Linked DNA regions of Homo sapiens: region 1 is linked to region 2. The links are chromatin loops, found by intact Hi-C in ENCODE. Cell type or tissue: heart right ventricle. All regions are shown on one strand. Links, peaks and the distances in the headings refer to the core of each region. The heading gives the core; the rest is flanking DNA. Region 1 overlaps SHISAL1 (shisa like 1). Region 2 overlaps PARVB (parvin beta).

Region 1 (2,903 bases), core at 289-2,788, 95 kb after region 2:
CACCTCAGTTTACTCATCTGCTACATGTGAGGACATGAGACAGTACATGTAACAACGCTTGGCACACAGAAAGCACTCAAGAAATGTATATCCTATTGAGTCGGGAGAAAACATATTCAAAGCAGGGCTGCGGAGATGCTTAAGGGAATTTTTATTTTGTCTTCAGCAAAATATCTTGATGGGCCACCTAGATGGATGGGGATGGGGAGTGGACGAGGCAGTGGGGTGTGTTTGTGTGTGTTTGTCGGAGGGCTTGTTGTTTGTTGGGGGGCTGTGTGTGTGTTGGGGGGTTGTGTGTGTGGGGCTGTGTGTGTGTTGGGCTGTGTGTGTGTCTGTTGGGGGCTCTGGTGTATGTGTGTGTTGGGGGCTTTGGGGTATGTGTGTGTGTGTGTGTGTGTGTGTGTGTGTTGGAGGGCTCTGGTGTGTATGTGTGTGTTGGAGGCTCTGGTGTGTGTGTTGGGGGGCCAGGGCACATTGTAGGTGCTCTGGGAGAGCCTCTCCCTGGCTGTTTGACTTTGGACACATGCTGTGGCCTCTCTGAGCCTGAGTTTCTGACAAAATGGCAAGAAAAACGCCACTGGCGAGGTGGTGCACAGGGGAAATGGCCGTGCTCTGCAAACTCCCTCATACCCCACTCAGCTCCACGCCCGTCAGCTCCCCTGGTCTCCAGGAAAAACCAAAATGAAGATCCTGCTTGAGGGCGATGAGAATTATTTTGTGCTTTATAGGGCGCCACATAATCTAAATAATGAAACATGGAACCTTTCTTTGCTTCAGAAAGAAGCTGGCGGGCATCCCAGCTATGTAAAAGGCAGGCAGTGGGGTGGGGATGACAAAGCTATTTGGTGCCAGCTATGCCCAGCGGCTTCTGGCAGACAGGACGGTGCCTGGTATGTTGTTGGAGCCCACGGATTGCACCTGGGATGGGGACGTGGGCACTGCAGGCAGGGGACATCGCAGGAGCGACAGGCAGAGGGCAGGGCACGCAGCCCACATCCGAGGCCAGGTCCCATGCCCCTCAGCTGTCCTGATCCTCTCGCGGCTTCCAGACCCCATTTGCCCTGGAGTTCTTCCTGCCACAGGTGGGAGCGCCTCCTCCCCAGGCCCATTGCAGTGGTCTCTCGGGGCATCTCAAACTCAAAACACTCCATGCTGCTGAGACCAAAGCCACAGCCGCCCCAAGGTCCCCATCTTGGAAAATCTCCCAGGCTACTCAGCCCAGGTTCCCAGACATCCTCCTTGGACCCCCACCTCCTTCTCAGCCCCCACCCCAGGCCCTGGCCAATCTCACGGACTCCACTCCCTGGTGCCGGCCCCTCCCCACCACCACCCTCAGCCAAGCCACAGACATGGCTGCAGCTCGTGGGAGAGCGGCAGCCTCTCTGGTAGACCCCCAGCTGCCTTCCCAAAGGCAAATGCGTCCTGTCACTCTCCTCGAGGGCACCCCTGTCCCTGGACCGAGAAGCCCACATCTTACCATGGCCCTGCACAGTCAGACCTACCTGCATCTCCCACCTGTCCCCTCCTGCGCTTCCTTCCTCCCCCACACTCATGCCACCTGGCTGCTCTTCTGATGGATTGATGTGCAGCTGTCTCTGCCTCAGTGCCTCTGCACGTGCTATTTCCAGTGCCCGGACCACTCCCCACTTCCTCCCCTGGTCTCTTCCAACTCCGACAGACTCATTCCTTTCCATCCTACAGATCCCAGCTGCCCAGAGAGGCAGGGCCAGGCCATGGAAGGCTGTGGATGCCCAGCTGAGGGCCTGTCCTTATCCTGCAGGCCCTCTGGGAGTCTCCGAAGGGCTGGGAGCCTCTGCAGAGACACGGCCGGAGGCTGCCCTGGCTTTGGGAGTGGGGTCAACAGGGAGCTGTGTTGGGGGACCTTTGGGGGCTTCCATTATTCACAACCCGCTTGTAGCCTTCCTTCCTGTCACTTTACCCTCCTGATGTTCGGTCACTTCTCAGGGAACTTAGGGCCTTTATACATCCCCATGGTAAAGGTTAATTTTTAATGCTGCTTTGGTAAATATTTGATGCCACTGCTTTAATGGGAGGAGGCATTAGACATTAAATGCCACAAAGTGCTCTGAGATGCTGTCCTTTTCATCGACAGCCTCTGTCCATAACTCCTCCTGCCTCCCGCTCTACGAAAATAAAGACTCTTTCTCCTTTGCCTCCTGCTATGAATTTTTCAAAGCGTTTTTCAAATCCCTTCTTGCCCCTGGTCAGCACCTCCATTAGCCAGATAGAAGGTCAAAGAGGTTTTAAGCTGAAAGATGACTTAGAAGGCGCAGTCCCTTCCCTCATTTTACACAAGGGGAAAGTGAGGCTGAGGAGGGACACGGCCTGCCTGAGGTTAAACAGCGAGGCTGTGGGTGAGGGAGTGGAACGAGGTGCCGGGACTCCCAGCCCAGGGTTCTGCTCTGCACCAGCACCCCCCAGAAGACTCAGTCCAGTGGAAACAGGCCACGGAGCTCTCTGACTGTGCTGCAAGTGGGCAGCAGGGAGAGGGTGTTTTAGAGGATGGGGAGAGGCCTCGGGAAGGAGCGTGACCTCAGCGACGTTTTGAGGAATGAGGAGGAGCTCGCCAAGGGGCTGGGGTGGGGAAACCTGTGAGGTGAATGGGTGTGGGTAAGCACCTGGGGGCAGGGATGGGGACTGATCCACTCTGTATCCCCAGTCCTGGCCTGGGGCCCAGCCTTGGCCCATGCTTTTTAATCCTTGTGAAATGAATATGTCCTTTGCCTCCAGGGCTGTGTGCACTGTGGCCTTGATCATCGGCTCTTGGTTCCATGGGCCCTGGCACCCTTGCATCTCTGTGCTTCCTTCATCCCGGGCTCCGACCTGACCAGCTTCCATGCATTCTGCACTCCTGGCCTGTCCCTGATGCTGGGGCTGCTTCC
Region 2 (2,903 bases), core at 234-2,733:
GCAGATCAGAGCTTTGGAGTAAGTTTTGATATGAAATCGAATGCCAACACCGAAGTTTTAGAAAACAGTTTAATATTCCCTCTCAGTTCCGGCTGTTGCTAGGCTGGGGATGGGTTCAGAATAGCCATTTTGATGGAGGTGATTTCCCAGCAGGGGAAAGAAATAATTAAAACAGCATTACGGTGTCTCTTGCGGGATGCAGTGACATTCAAAAGCCACACTGACAAAAAGCCTGGGGCTGGAACGTTCTGTGCTGCCTGCATGGCATGTACAGGACCGCGGCCCCCTGGAGCTGGTGGAGTGGCCCAGCCTTGCCCTGCTCACAGGTGGACCTGGAGAGGGCACTGTGCCTTCCCAGGGATTGGGATTTGAAAAGAACAGAGCTTGGCCAGGTGCGGTGGCTCACGCCTGTAATCCCAGCACTTTGGGAGGCTGAGGCAGGTGGATCACTTGGGGTCAGAAGTTCGAGACCAGCCTGGCCAACATGGTGAAACCCCATGTCTACTAAAAATACAAAAATTAGCCATGCATGGTATGTATGCCTGTAATCCCAGCTATTCGGGAGGCTGAGGCAGGAGAATTGCATGAACCCAGGAGGTGGAAGTTGCAGTGAGCTGAGATCATGCCACTGCACTCCAGCCTGAGCAACAGAGTGAGACTCTGTCTCAAAAAAAAAAAAGAAAGAAAAAAGAAAAAGAAAAGAACAGAGCTGTGATTTTCAGCCAAAATGAGCAGCCCTGGCCCATTCTGTGTCATCAGAGGGGAGAGGACGGTTACTGTGGGAGGGGGCTTCAGCTTCTCAGGGAGGTCCTGGCGGCCCCCATCTAGTAAACCAGTAAACCCATGCCTATCCTCATGCCCACGTCACACTCTTGTGGGTTTCAAGTCGAACAGTAAAAGGAATCATAAGATCTGTGGGGAAGCTACATGGGCACTTGTGTTTCACAACAGGGACCCTTAAAGGCGATGTTTCCAGCAAAGGATGTGATTTTTTTTTTTTTTTTTTTTGAGATAAGTTCTCACTGCGTTGCCCAGGCTGGAGTGCAGTGGTCATTCACAGACACACACATAGCAGACTACAGACTACAGCCTTGAACTCCTGGGCTCAAGTGATCCACCCACTTCTGTATCCTGAGTCCCTGGAACGGCAGGTGCACACCACCGCACCCGGCTTGGATGTGATCTTTTGTCCACATTCTTTTCCAATTGGTTCAAAGGTGTAGGTGTGCCTTTTGCATACCTGGGAAGGGCCCCATTAGGCTCGACTCCTCATTTTTCTCCATTCACCATCAGTTTGAGTCTGAATTCATAGCATGGCCTGGACAGATGCAGCAAGGGGCCAGTTCCAAGGCAGAATTCAGGGTGAACTCGATTCCTATAGGCTTGGGATGAATGGCTGCTGGGACATGAGGCTTGGGTGTGAGATGCCCCGTCTGCTGCTGCTCTTGGTTCTTAGTTCAGAGAAATTCTGGGACCCTTCCTCCTCCCGGCACCACGTTTTCAGTGAATGGTTCTTTGAAGAGGAACCCTGGTCCATAGGAACTGAGTGAAAGCAAGGCCAAGTATGTCCACCCATGGGGACAAACGTCCCAGCACAAAGGGGTCTCAGGCCTGCAAGGCCCAAGTGGACGCTCGGACAAGGGCAGGAAGGTATTTGCTGATTCTCCTTCTCCATGTGACGTGTCTCTCAACCCACACCAGCTAGGGGAGCCTCCCGCAGCTTCAGTTCCCCTTTGACGCCCACACAGTGTTATGCAAGCACCGAGCCCAGAGTCCCGCTGGGCCGTGGTGTCCTAATTGTCTTGGTGACAAAGAGCAATTTTATTTTAAAGCAACTGAATCCTTTCCCCCTGTTTTGTGTGCCAGTATTTTACTGTCTTCTTAATTGTTTTAAGCAATGTTTACTTTGGATTTCTGGATGTTATATAAAAGCCACGAAAACCCTGGCCATGCTGTTTGTCAGGCCCACCTGGCTGAGTGCAGGAAGCAAGCGCTTTTCAGGAGCTCACTGCAACACCGGGCAAACACTTCTTCCGCCAGGGATGCGGTTAGGACAATGCCACGTGGCGTCACAGTATGCTGTTATTTATTCCAATAAAGACCTCGTGAGCATGGGCCTGTCCACCGTCTTTGTTTGGCTGCTGTTTTAATCTTTCATGCATTTAGCAGTCATGGATGGTGCCAGCGAAGGAACAGGTGCCAGGGCGTTGTGACTCCACCCAGCGCTGCTTCCCGGGACCTTCCAATTGGACAGGAGCTGGGGGAAGAGCTGGTTCACAGCCCTTTGTGGGGGATGGGACTTTGGGAACCCCAAACTTCTGCTGGGACCACAAGGAGAAGAGGGCAGCAGAGTCACAGCTGCAGGTGAGTAATAAAGGCTCATCTGCCCCTCTGCCTGGGTCCAGACCATACGTGCACAAAGCTAGCGGCCAGGAGCACAGGCTGCATGACACATGGAGGTGGTCTCCTTACTTTTCATGATGTGACGTCACTGGGCCTTGCATGCTGACCAGTAAGTGACCGCTGTTGACTCTGAAAGGCAAGGAACCCCTGTGTGGCGGAGATGGTGGCCTGCCCTCCGTGCTGGCCCTGCCATAAACTCTCCTTGGCACAGGTCATAGCAGGTTTCAGGTGCGTCGAATTTTACGAAATGATGATAAAATTGTGACTAGTCCAGGATGGGTAGCCTGGAGAGAAAGGCAACCACGCTATTAAAAAAAAATAAGCTAAAAATTATAAACTGTGGATGGAAGGAATCTGGGCTTTGGAGAAGTGCCTGGGTTTGTGTCCAGGTTTGTCACTGTGTGACCGTGACTGCGGGGAGCGAAGTAATCCACACCTTCCAGCTGAGGGTTCTGAGGGACAAATTCAACCTCCTTCTTTCAAAGTCAGCCATTGTCAGC

What was found. A loop is a pair of places that touch in the nucleus more often than their neighbours do. Peaks named below come from ENCODE experiments on the same cell type or tissue, not always from the same donor. Only the 100,000 strongest peaks of a DNase experiment are listed, where the experiment ranks them.
Region 1: a loop joins it to region 2, with 23 times the contacts of the local background. A loop is called at or near these places in 2 of 110 quality-filtered maps.

The regions. Positions count from the first base shown.
Region 1 is chr22:44,266,152-44,269,054 of GRCh38, forward strand. All of the region lies in intron 4 of SHISAL1 (shisa like 1), which reads right to left. Among named protein-coding and RNA genes, the nearest start is that of SHISAL1, 45 kb to the right of the region's middle. In heart right ventricle, for the core only: no CTCF peak of the experiment used is centred there; no DNase peak of the experiment used is centred there.
Region 2 is chr22:44,170,828-44,173,730 of GRCh38, forward strand. PARVB (parvin beta) reads left to right here. Exons shown (of 13, transcript NM_013327.5): 13 at 1-2,112. It also overlaps a transcript of PARVG not described here. Among named protein-coding and RNA genes, the nearest start is that of PARVG, 8.6 kb to the right of the region's middle. RefSeq lists enhancers at 1,606-1,785, 1,796-1,845. In heart right ventricle, for the core only: no CTCF peak of the experiment used is centred there; DNase peaks (open chromatin) are centred at 1,724 and 2,061; H3K27ac peaks cover 408 bases.